2 separate regions of the Homo sapiens genome follow, and region 2 is linked to region 1. Evidence: chromatin loops called from intact Hi-C (ENCODE). Cell type or tissue: PC-9. All regions are shown on one strand. Each heading gives the region's core, and the rest is flanking DNA. Links, peaks and the distances in the headings are about the cores only.

Evidence for each region. Peaks named below come from ENCODE experiments on the same cell type or tissue, not always from the same donor. Only the 100,000 strongest peaks of a DNase experiment are listed, where the experiment ranks them.
Region 2: a loop joins it to region 1, with 2.1 times the contacts of the local background. A loop is called at or near these places in 1 of 110 quality-filtered maps.

The regions. Positions count from the first base shown.
Region 1 is chr3:116,057,038-116,063,606 of GRCh38, forward strand. All of the region lies in intron 2 of LSAMP (limbic system associated membrane protein), which reads right to left. All of the region lies in intron 2 of LOC124906269 (a long non-coding RNA gene), which reads left to right. Among named protein-coding and RNA genes, the nearest start is that of SNORD155, 160 kb to the left of the region's middle. In PC-9, for the core only: no CTCF peak of the experiment used is centred there; a DNase peak (open chromatin) is centred at 2,864; H3K27ac peaks cover 848 bases.
Region 2 is chr3:115,984,064-115,990,632 of GRCh38, forward strand. All of the region lies in intron 3 of LSAMP (limbic system associated membrane protein), which reads right to left. All of the region lies in intron 1 of LOC124906269 (a long non-coding RNA gene), which reads left to right. It overlaps LOC124909414 (a long non-coding RNA gene), which reads right to left. Exons shown (of 2, transcript XR_007096014.1): 2 at 4,081-6,569. Among named protein-coding and RNA genes, the nearest start is that of SNORD155, 82 kb to the left of the region's middle. RefSeq lists an enhancer at 6,245-6,569. In PC-9, for the core only: a CTCF peak has its summit at 2,724 (motif pointing right); no DNase peak of the experiment used is centred there.

The sequences.
Region 1 (6,569 bases), core at 656-5,655:
ATTTACCCAAAGCCTGACCTTGTCTGTGGCAACTGCTGTGACCTCTTCTTAACAGCTTTTCCACTGAATGTCAAGATCCTTTGACAAACTATCCTATTTGTGGTTGTTGTGGAGCCACTGGTTCCTAAAAACTCTCACTTTGGATATTGCTTTGCTTAGTGGCACATTTACCAAAAAAGTAAAGATGAAACAGGAGAGAAACAAGACTGATCAACCAGGTATTAGATTATAGGTAAAAAGAACTATAGTAGGTAAAATCCTATTTTGGCATTTTTAGCCATACATACATCTGGAAATTATCTTCATGTAGAGTTGTCTTTCACTTTTATCTGCGTAGCATCTTTTCTTCAAAGAATTGTAGTCACTTGGTGTGGCTTTTTGTCATACAACTTGACCTCCCTTGATATGGCATTGGTCATCAAACTAGTCAATCAGATTACTATGTCCCTTAGAAAGAGTACTTGGCTAATGAGTGAGCATTGACTAAATCAGAGCCAGTCAGATTATTTCTTTCAACAAACTGAAATGGCTGAAAAAAGAGGAAGAGAGAAGGAAAGGGGGAAAGACAGAGGAGAGAGGTTGGCTCTTTTTTCTTCTGAGATCTCATATATTATCTAGTCTGGAATTTCCAGGGTCATCTTTCCCATTGTATGCAGAAGCACTTAGGTAGAGAGAAAAACATAATTCTTATGACGTCATTTGAACTTCCAGATTCAATCATGCCTGAAATTAAACACCCTTGTGTTTTCCAGTTACATGGGGGCATACTTTCCCCTTTCTACTTAACTTATTTTTATACATTTTTGCCATTGAATCATTCACTCCAAAAAATTAAAAGACCATGACTTGTGGTTTGAATTCCCTTCAGCTTGAAGTTTGGCACTATATAGTAGCTACACACACACACACACACACACACCCACACACACACACACACACACACAGAGTGAATGGTATTTATTCTAGTGAACCTAGAGTGCAGCAGCATGGTACAGTGGAAAGAAAATTCTACTGGGAGTTAGATGCCATACATTTAATGTGGTATTATCTACAATGAATATATTTTACTTTTTAAATAAAGAAAGGAGTGAAGGCAGCTTTATTATGGAAGCAAAACAGGGAAGGTCTGGGTTTTATCTTCACTTCTGATACAAGCTAGCTCTTTGGTATAGGCAAGTCATTGTAACATTTTAATCCTCAGTTTCCTCCTTTGTAAAGTAAAGAGCAGTGGGTCTCCCACTAGACTCTTGTGATCCCTAGATGTTTCATGTAACACCACAAGAAGTGGAATATGAGAGGTGGAATATGAGATGGAATGTGAGATATCCAACCTGTTTTCTAAACCAGAGGAACACTTAACATATTTGCTCTATCTACAAAGCTTGAATGTCAGTTTCCAAGGGTTTCTGTAGTATAAAATTTTGAAAAAAAAAAAAAAATTAAAAAGTTTTTTAAAAATGGGGCTTGATAATTCCTAAGTCCTTTTTAGTTTTAACACTCTTTGAAGTTAATCCCCAAGTCAAAGTTTCTACTAGAAATATAGTAATTTACTCACAGAAAATAGTCATCTTCTGTAATTGCTTTTACTTAATCCAAGCCTGTTGGTCACATTTGAACATTCAGAGTCTTTACTTTTGTGAAGTATGCTGCATAAAAGTTAAGAAAATTTAGTTTGGGTGTTCAAGTTCATATTTTAGATACTCAAATTCAGAACACTTTAGGAATAGAAAAAGCACAAACCCTATTTATATCATTGGGACATAAATGTTAAACTGAGAAGAGTGATAAAGACTCACGTGTTTCTAAGACACATACAGGTCTTCAGCTTCTTAGCCATTAGGAAAGGAACCAAGCAAAGATGAATAATATTCATAAACTAGTACAAGGGTTTTGTTTGTTCGTTTTTTTTTTTATCATTTCCAATCAACACTGACTCCATGCTTATGCTGTGCTAGACATCATGGCAGATGCCTTCGATACATAAAGGGCTGTGACACATTCCCTATCTAGTTAAGAACAGACATGTGCCTTAAACATAATTATAGCTGCAAAGTTGCAAATGATAAATCTCCAGAGATTAAAATTTCTATGTCCAAATAAGAGGGTAACTCATTTAGAACCTGGCTGGCTGAAATTACAAATGATTTATGTTTCACCCTGGAATCTTATTTTACTTCTTGGTGGATTAGAGAGGTAAATTATTTTTATTAGAGGATGTTTTGCATCTTGCAGAGATAAAGTATCAAAGCTTTTTGCCTTATGCAACTCTTTTCAACTACTCATATTTTTGAACAGATTAATGCAAGAAAATATAATCAGGAGAAGATGTGTTCCTTTAGCTCTGCTTCTTTTGGAACCCCCTTGGTATTTTGCTTATCAAGTTGGAAGAGTTGTGGCAGAAGATATCTAGCTCCTGAAAATTCTGAAGATGAAATAATTATCACCTTCGTTCTACTTTTCTGAGCTATCTTCCTTTTTCTGCCAACATTTTCCACACCAAACACCATGGTTCACCTGGATAAAGGTGCAGCACAGTTCCACCAAAGGAGCCAAGGGGCTGAGTCTTTTTCAGCAGGTAGAGCTAGTGTATCCTAACACAGGAGTTTTCATAGAAACTTCAGCTTAGACAATCTATGAGCCTTCACACACAAGCAGCCAAGCAGATACAAATGAGCTCTTTTAATTAGGTATCTGGATTTATATTGGCTGACTCAGCTCCATCTCAGCTTTAGAGGATGAAAAATCACCTGAACGCTCTCTAATGAAATACCCCTTGCCCTAGCATGTGAGTGCTTGTCTGAGTCACCAGGAAGTGTAATAAGGAACACTCAGGGATCCAGCTGTGTATGCAGCCCTCCTGCTGGAGGTAGGGCTGGCTTGTCCCCACCACTTGGAGTTCTCCCTGAGTCACTCAGTTCCTGGCTGAGTACAGCCATTCTGTGATTTATGTTACATACCAATGCCTCCAGGCAGAAAATGCTGATAATAATTGCTTGCTATGGGGGATTAGGAAAAGGCAAAGGCTTTCTTTGGGATTTCCTTTTCCTTTCTTCTCTCTTCCCTTCCCTTTTGTCTCTTTCCCGCCTTTCTGCTTTCCTAACCTCCCCTTCCTTCATTTCTCCTCTTCCCCCTCTCTTGCCTAAGTCTTTAAAGCAACATAGTTTTTTTTTTTTTTACTAGCAGCATTGTAAAGGTAGCCAAATAAATTCTGAGTATGAGTTCTTTATTTCTCGCAAGTCAAAGTAGAAAGTTGAAAAAACTCACAAATACATCAAATATACCTTAAAGAGGTAAACCAACTATTCGGTGAAATTTTATAGCTAAGAAAACCCAAGTGCTAATGAATAGGTAGTTTCAAAATCTGAGATGGAATCTCTAAAAAGGAGGGATTACTTTTAAAACACACACACACACACACATAGACATAAAATGTATTCATTTGTCTGGGTGCCGTGGCTCACGCCTGTAATCCCAACACTTTGGGAGGCTGAGGCGGGTGGATCATCTGAGGTCGGGAGTTCGAGACCAGCCTGACCAACATGGAGAAACCCCATCTCTACTAAAAATACAAAATTAGCCGGACATGGTGGCACATGCCTGTAATCCCAGCTCCTTGGGAGGCTGAGGCAGGAGAATCGCTTGAATCTGGGAGGCAGAGGTTGCAGTGAGCTGAGATAGTGCCATCGTACTCCAGCCTGGGCAACAAGAGTGAAACTCCATCTCAAAAAACAAACAAACAAAACAACAACAACAAGAACAAAAACCCACAAAAACATATTCATTCATTTCGCAAAATTTTGCACCTACAATACCTGAGGAACTTGACTTTGAGAGATACTCAAATAAAAAATAAAATACCACAATGAGAAATAAATAAAATAAAATAAAATAAAATAAATATAAATAAATAAAATTAATTTTTAACATTTTGCAGTTTACTTTCTAGTAGACAGAAATCTATCAGAAGACATGAGAATATCATCCTCAAGTTGCCAGGGAAATGTAAACATATAGAATGGAATCAGGGACTAGGAGACCGCTGGGACATCTAACATACTTTAATCACATTTCATTTAGTAGCACCTGTTCAATTCTCACAATATTTTAATATTAATATTTTTATTTTGCAAATAAGCAAACAGAAGCTTTTCTGTATCAAGTAAATAGCTAGTCATTAGCAGAGTCAGCATTTGAATCCAGGTCTCTCTGCTCCAAAGCTCATGCTCTTTCTGGCATACCACACAGGAAAGAGAACTGTCCATAATTCACTTAATGGAATATGATTTTAAATAAATTTAAGCAATTAACTATGAAAAGCTGCTTAGGTTCTTTCTCCTTAGGGGGCTGAGGGAATAGCCTGTCATGGCCGGGCCTTAATTATCCTCCATGCATGGGCATGGTGATACAGCCCAATCAGATGTGGTGAGAGGCATGGTAGGTGGTGGTGGTGGTAAGCAAATTGTGTTCATCTTCACTTCCTTCAGGTCTTTACTCAAATGTCACCTTACCAGGGAGGATTTCTATGTCACACCATTGAAGATTGCAGCAGCCCCTGCCCCTAAGTTCCAACACCTCCAGTATTCTCCTTCCTTCCTTTTCTCCATAGCACTATCACCTATCACCATCAGATATATTGTGGATTTTTGTTTATCTTCTTTATTAATTACCTCCTGGTCTGGAATCTAAGCTTCATAAAGGGACAGTTTTTGTTTTTTTGTTATGTTATCTTAATTATTTATATTCACTGCTCTATCCCCAGCATCTAGGAGGCAAATAGATATTAAACAAACATTCGTTGAATGTATAAATCGTTAGTAATTTTTAGGCAGCAAGGTATAAGTAGAAGGAATTCAAGGATATTATTGCTATTTCCATAATCTATTTTATTTGTTCTTCTTGAAAGACAATGTGACTCTGTGAAATAGGGGCACTTACTCCAAATAATTACAACATTTTTTTCCTGAGGAATTGGACTAGAAATTGTGGAAAATGGAGCTTCCAATCTATCTGTGGTGTTTGAATATTTTATATTTAAAAAACATGTTCATAAACTACTTATAAAATAAAAACAAAATAAGTACTAATAAGCCAATGAAATGGAATCAGCTTCATTACTTTACTGGGTCTCAGCTCTCCTGCCCTCCCCTTAATGATAGATGGCCACTGATTTATACTCAGTGTGAAATCCAGGCCGGGCATGGTGGCCTATGCCTGTAATCCCAGCACTTTGGGACACCAAGGCAGGCAGATCACTTGAGGTCAAGAGTTCGAGACCAGCTTGGCCAACATGGTAAAACCCTGTCTCTACTGAAGATACAAAAATTAGCCGGGCGTGGTGGTGCACAACTGTAATCCCAGCTACTCAGGAGGCTGAGGCAGGAGAATCGAGAATCGCTTGAACTCAGGAGGCGGAGGTTGCGGTGAGCCGGGATTGTGCCACTGCACTCCAACTTGGGCGACAGAGCGAGACTCCCTCTCAAAAAAAAATTAAAAATTAAAAAGTATATACTCAGTGTGAAATCCAAAGTGCAGGAGGGTCTCTCTCTCTCTCTCCCTTTCTTTTCCTTCTTCAGACATAGACGGGATCTGTGCCAGTTATGTAACAGTCTTCTGCGAGCTTTTCAGAAAATTTATTTTTCAAAAATATGTTCTTATTTCAATAATGTAATTATTGTTCAAATTATTCCTGGAATTTATTTCTGAAATTGACTTCAAAGACCTTGATATCTTGGTACCAACACAACAAATATTTACTCACAGAGCCCAACTCCAGATATTAATAATTAAATTGTGTAATTAAGTTGGGTAACACTGTGTTCAGTGAAACAAACTTTCATAAAACTGTAAAACTGTATTTCTTATTGTTCATAAATTTATCAGTAAATGAGAAATTCTCCAGAAGGGTGAAAGGACTACAACATGAGAAGAGTATTCCATTCAAGTCGTGTGAATTATTTTGAGGAATTAAACTTATTTGAATTTTATAAACAATTCTTATACTGCTTATAAATTGGTTTTATTATATATTACCACTCCTTATGTACATACATATTGTGTGTGTGTGTGTGTCTGTGTGTGTCTATACATAAATACCTTGGATTCAGGGAGAGTAAATTTTCTTATCTAATTTAATTTGAAGACCAAATCTGGATATCTATTTATGGTGTCTTGATCTTTGCATTTGACAAACCTCATTAAATATTTTACAATAGAAATTGCTACAGTTTTTAGAACTCCTTCTGAATTACACACAATACAATTCTTATAGTACTTTAACAGTTAAGCTTGTTGGTACACCCTGAAGAACAAAATCCAGCCTAAGCCTTTTGTTACTAATGGGAAAAAGAGATTTATTCTCATCCATTGTCAAAGGCACCTCAATTTATATTATGATTCCAAGAATAGGCTTATCAGTCCTACAGGAAAAATAAACAGAATAGCTGTATATCCTACTTTCAGAAAGCCCAACGTTGCATTGAAAACATGAATGCAAAACAAATAAATTGGAGAATGTTGTTACATTAAAAGTTAAGAATAAATGTTTCATTTTGAGAGATATTTACCAATAT
Region 2 (6,569 bases), core at 491-5,490, 73 kb before region 1:
AATACCAAGTTGGAAAAAAAAATCAAGAAATAAAAACAGTTCAAGAGATATTTAAGTCACAGCTTAGAATCAAGCTGGGTATGGGGAGCAAATAAATAGGAAGAGTCTGGGATGACACCCACACTTCTGGCTTGCCTGAATGGGGGTGCTATTCACAAAGAAAAAAAAAATCAGGAGTAAAAATGGATATGAATGGGAAACATGATCAATTCAAATTTTCTGCATATTAAAATCGTTTATTTTGGGAATTATAAATAGAGATTTCCTTCAAAGAGTTAGATATATGGGCCTTAAACTCAAGATATAGGTCTAGGCTAGATGTATGCTAAAATAAGAGCATCCAAGGAGAAAGAAAGAATCAGTGATTTTCTTCCATTTTATAGTTGCTAAACATTTACTGAGAGTCTACTATAGGTACAAAGTGTGAGGGATTTAGCTATGTGGTGAGAATAAAAAGAAGGAATGAATGATCCTTGTCAATTCACTTATCTAATCATTTATGGATTCAATGAATGTTTATCATATTACTAAAAATTAAACCGTATACTAATTAGTAAATAGCAGTACCTAGTATTAATATTAAGAATCCAGTTAGAAAGTAAGATTGATAAAGCCCTAATGATAATGGTAAGTAATTTCTAGTGTAGCTCCTTTGAGGGGTACACACTATAGTGCAGTAGACATAATTCATTGTAAAGACTGTTACAGTAAAGTTATGCATACATTGCAATGGTAAAATGAGTGAAAGGGTGACATCAGGGTTCTATATAGGTTTGAAGGGAGGACATGTAATCCTAGGTAAAATGATTGGCATGTACGAAACACAGAGGTGTAAGAGTGCTTCTTATATTCCATAGATGGTGAGCAGTCTTGTGATCAAAGCTTAGATTATGTATGGGGAACAGCTGGAAATGAAGCTGGAAATACAGGCTAGGGTCAGATTGTAAAGGGCCTTGTAAGAAGCAATAATAAGATAAACTTTGTCCTGAAGGTATCAGAGCCAAAAGGCTTTTATTTAGACTACTATGCTCAAACAGGTATTTTACAGAGGAAATTCTGGTCACTTTACAGAGGAAGGATTTATTGCAAGAAAGCCTGGAAATAAGAAACATTTAGGATAATTTAACATTTATTGTGATAGCTATTATTAAATATCCTAGCTAATAAAAAATCAGTACCAAAGCGTTGCTGGAACAAAAATACAAAATGGAATATTGGCTTAGTGGTTAATTAGTGAGCAAAGTGAAAGGTTGGTGGCCAGTTAAGAACTAGATACATGATCTATGATATGAAGCAGCAAAATATTTGGTAAAATTGTCACCTCTATTAACTTGTGAGTTAGGCTACATGCTTAACCGAGTAAGCAGATTGAAAAGAAGTTCAAAAACTTTGCATTTGCTACTATTGGCTGCCTGTGGAAAACAGCCTCAAAGATAATCCCCAGTGATTCTCGCCTCCTGATGCTCATACCTCGTACCCATGTTATCCTACAGTTGGTATGAGTGACCAATATCATATGGCATATCACTTTCAAGGTTAGGTCACAAAAGACTGTGGCTTTGGTTTTGGCTGTTGTTATGCTCACTCACTGGCTTTCACTGTTTTGGGATAACAGATGCCCAAGGAAACCCCATTATGAGAAGCCCTGGGGCTTTTCTACTGGAAGTCCCACATGGTGAGGAACTGAAGACCCTTGCCAACATCTACAACCATGTAGGTGAACTTGGAAGTAGACTCTCAGTGCCAGTCAGTTCTTCGCAGACTGTAGCCACAGCTGACGGTTTGGTTGCAATCTCATGAGACTCTGAGGCAGAGCCACCCAGCTAAACTGCTCCTGGCTTTCCAGCCCACAGAAATTGTGAGATAATAAATGTTTGTTGTTTCAAGCTGCTAACTTTTCGATCGATTTGTTACCCAACAATATATAACGAATACAACTGCTTTTGGAAGAGATGATCAAAGGAGAGAATTGCCAAGTTTGCAAGTAGAAAAAAAAGAAGAGTCCAAAAGTTTGGGGCTTTGAAGGGTTAAAAAAGCCAACTGCTTCTTGATCTCAAATGGTAACAGGTGGAATTTTAAAAGACTTAGAATGACAAAGGGCCAATGAAACCTCTTAGTTGATAAAAGAAACTTAGGGCAAGGACCATATTAAGGGTGGGGCTCAAGGTAGCTACAATTAGTTGGCTGGAGAAGGAATGTAGGGGTTAGAAAGCAAAAGAAATAAAACATGCTTGAGAGCTATTTGAGTTAACTGAGTTCAAAAGAACATTGAGCATAGTTAGCACGAGTTGCTGACTAGAAGCAAATAGATTAGAAGCCTACTAAAACACATTTCACCAGTATATCTTAGGGATACATATATCACCAAAAAAATAATGAGCCCAGACTAAGAAAGCCAGAATTTCTGGGAAAAACATATGCTTTTTGAATTTTTATTTAATTGAGAAATTGGCTGAAGAATTTGCTTTCTTTTTAAACCCTGGGCCACCACGAGAAGAATGTGAACTGAAAAAGTTGTGCAGCCCCTAAGGAAAGCATATTTCCAAATACCCACTTCAGATGTGATTAAGGAAATAGTAGGTGAGTGATCATCTCTACCCCTAGATGGCAGATCCAGGAGCCACTGGAAAAAAAAAGAGGGGGGTGGGGGCAGTGAGGAAGAACACAAAATCAGAAGCTCAGCAACAATCATATCTCACCACTAGGTGGGAGGAGGGAGTTTTCATAACACCCAGTGGAATTTTGGAATTGCTTTGGACCAATGACTAATGTTTCTCCCATTTATACCTTTTTCCCAGGGAGCCTCATTCCATTTCTCTTCTATCATTTTATATTAGGCATATATGTGATGAAGAGGGGAGGAGACAGATAGCTTATCCTTTTATTTCCTTAATTGCTGGACTAAGAGGAAAAATATCTGAACCTCATGAGCAAGGCTGTGTATTTTGGTAAGACTGTGGAACTGGAGGTGTCTGCAGTTACTGGGTTTTCTCCCTTAGGGAGAAGGGGACAGTATGCTATGTGAAAAAGGAAGTATATGGCTCTCTGGAGGTCAGAGCGCTGACTGCGACAGAAAAAAAATGTTTTGTATTTACCATACCTCATTTCATTTTCTTCTTCCTGATCACAAACAAGATCACATTTCTAAGCCTCCCCTGTGGTTAGTCTCTCCCATAAGAATGAGTTCTAGCCAGTGAATTGTGAGTGGAAGTGAAACATGTTTCTTCTGGTTGAGGAAGTTATGAGCTAGTGCCTTTCCTGTTCTTTCCCTCTTCCCCCTTCACAGTGACCTTGGAGGCCATGTTTTTCCAATGGCAGAGCTGCAAGTTAGAGAAGAATGATACATACAGGACTGCAATGTAAAGGAGGAATACACTTTTATTGTTTTAAACAATATTCGTTTAACCTTGTGTTATTGAGATTTCAGGAACTACAGTGGCAGCTGGGATTATCCCAATTAATTTAGATCCCTTTCCCTTCACTTCTCCACATTATATAAGAACAGTAAAATGTCTACTAAATAAGTAACACTGTTTAGGTCAACATCTTCAAAGTTTAGAAAACATTTATCAGATAGAATGTAGTTTTACAAGGTTTCATGTATAGAATGGTTTATGATGTGTGAATTCATGTATATGCTACCAGATGATTACGAATTAGGACTTATTGTATATACTGAATTCTGGACCACACATCCAAATTATACCTCTGATATAGGACCTTTAATGCAAGCATATTTTGCAGTCAGGAGAAAATTCTTGAATATAAGATTTGCTATTTAAAAATTGCATGGAATGACTTCCTATCATTTCACAGCTAAAGTTCTTCAAACTCTTCAAATTCATCCAGCAGGTCAGATTTCTTTCCTTCTAAGTTTTAGGTACATAAGGACAATTTTATAAACTATATGTAGGTGATTTATATAAAGCTAAATATGTAATGTTTCTCTAATCTTTCTCTGACTGGATGACTTCTTATTCTGCTAATATCTTCATGATCCCATCTCCTCTGCAAAGATGAGAAGACTCATCTCATCTAAAAGCTTTCTAACTACAAGTAAACCAGACAAAGGTAAACTACTCCATTGAGTAACTTCTTTATTTCTTAATGTTTGAGATAACAAAATCACATGCAAATTTTCATTACAATGCTTCAGAACATTATATAAGTGATGTATTTCCATTTTGATCTACTATATTTCACTTAAAATCACATAGTTAACTCTTTTTACATAGTGTTTAATTTGATTTCATGTGCACACAGAAGCAAGCATGCCTAAAAGAGTAGTGCCAAGACAAGAAACACTGTTTCTCAAGCTTGCTTCTGGAACAAAATTTAAATGTTGGATATCAGGGTAGGGAATAGAATGTCTGTAGAATAAAGTGTTTTTTGTTTGTTTGTCTGTTTGTTTGTTTTAAGAGAAATATGAGGTCTCACTGTGTTGCCCAGGCTAGACTCAAAATTCTGGGCTTAAGTGACCCTCCTGCCTCAGCCTCCTGAGTAGCTGGGATTACAGGTACACACCATTGCGACTTAGAGAGTGCCTTGATAATAATTGTGGGTGGATGTAGCATGAACTCTTTAGACTGGACTAATGTTGAAAATTAGCGAACTATAAATTTAAACACATATTTACTTCTTTATATTCTTTTTTGATTTCCTTCATTTTTAATAGCAAAACAACACTTTCAATTATCAACGTGGCTGGTATTTTCTAAGCGTTGTTCTTTCAGTTGAGATAACAATAAAAGTGGTCCAGATGTCATCGCTTATTTTCATCAACATTATCTATTTTGTTCTCTTTCCCATATTGTTATGACAGTCTTAACATATACTTGAAAACAATTAAAACTCTTTCATTCTCGAGGATGTTTTGACTCCCTTTCTCTTGCTATATTCCCTTCTCACCAATAAAACCATAGCGTTTTTCTAAATGAGAGGAGCATAGTGATATCAAACACTGACAATTCATTTCTTAAAGGGCATTCAATTTTCACACTAAATGAGTCGTTCACAGGATGAGAGTATAGTTCAAGTTATGTGGTAAATAGAACTGAAGAAAGTGAAAGCAATTCATAGAAGAGAAGAAAAGAAAAAAAGGAAAAATAGAAAAGTGAATAGCTTACGTCCTGTGTACCATATGAACAGAGAAAATAAATGCTAACCACATTCCTGGTGATTTTCTGTTCCAAGGAAATATCAACCACCACAACTATAATTTGCATTGTACCTCACACCACATTCTTAAAAGGGACTTTTTAAAAGAAGATATTGGTAATTAGAAAAATATTAGTATTCCGTAAATAGTACTTTATTTTTTACTAATAACAAAGCTTGATATTGCAATGAAGCTTGTTAGTGGTCACTACATTAGTATTACATCTAGCTGCTCATTTCCAAAAGTACAATAAAGGCTTCTTTTTTTATTTCTCTTTCCATGTTCTCTTTGCCCATCTGTCAATAATTGAAAAGCACTCTATCAGGAAATGGAATTTGTATGATCTGTCTCCTCTATAGTGCTAAAGAAAAAAATGCTTGACTCTGTGTTAGACTTTCTTGGTCTGGTATATCTTTTTGTCATTAATCCAGGCATGTTTTAGAAGGGTTTTTAGTGGGTGCATTTCCAGGAGGGAACCATTGTCTTTTTGGTAATGTACTTAGTCTCCGGAATTATTGTCCTCAATTCTTAGATGTAGACTAGACTGGGTAGAAATAGCTTATTTCCTAGCCCTCTTTTTTAGCCATTGCTATTATTAATGATAAATGACTTAAATGAGCACATCCAGGCTGAGGACTTGATTTAGAGTGAGTTAGAGTAACTCAGAATAAACCCAAGATGATGTTAGAGGCACCTGACACTTAACAAATGATCAGAAAAGAACAACCCGTGTACATTCAGAGTTATAATATAAGTGGATAGATTGTTGCATAGGATTGGAATTTAAAATCAGAGTTAGGAGCTACAGAGATTTCTGAACTGAGTGTGTTGAGATGACATACAAAAGAGATATGAGTAAAGATCAGGAGAATCTAGTTCTTAACCAGCCTCCACACACAGCTGACTGTGGTTTTAAAAGCATTCCTTCTTTGATTCTTCCTTGAAATGTAATCCAGTCAGTGAGATAGAAATCTCCCTGCACTTGAGTCTTATTTGTCATAATTACGCATCTTTAGGGTTTCATAATGATCAATTTAATCACTTTGCCGTTTAGAGGGCTATAACAGCCAATCATGATAATAGGTTTGGTATTTGGGAGGAACCATTTAACGCCCAAGAGCCCTTATTCTGAGCCTCTTGATGCTACTTCAACTTGACAGGCAGCTTCTGATTAGCACACATTGCAAAATCTTTGGTAAAATGCTCATTTCTTTTAAATAAATTCTGTGACCTAGTAGTAGGCATCTTAGCTTGCATACAAGGTCATGTGTAAGAGAAGTTTCCTCCAAAATGCTTATTTTCTTTCTAGCCATCTATTAAAACAGTCTGAACACACCAATCAGCTTCTGTTTTCTCAGGAATTCCAAATGTAGCTTGGTTCTAAGTGGCTGGTGAAAATGCACCTGAACTT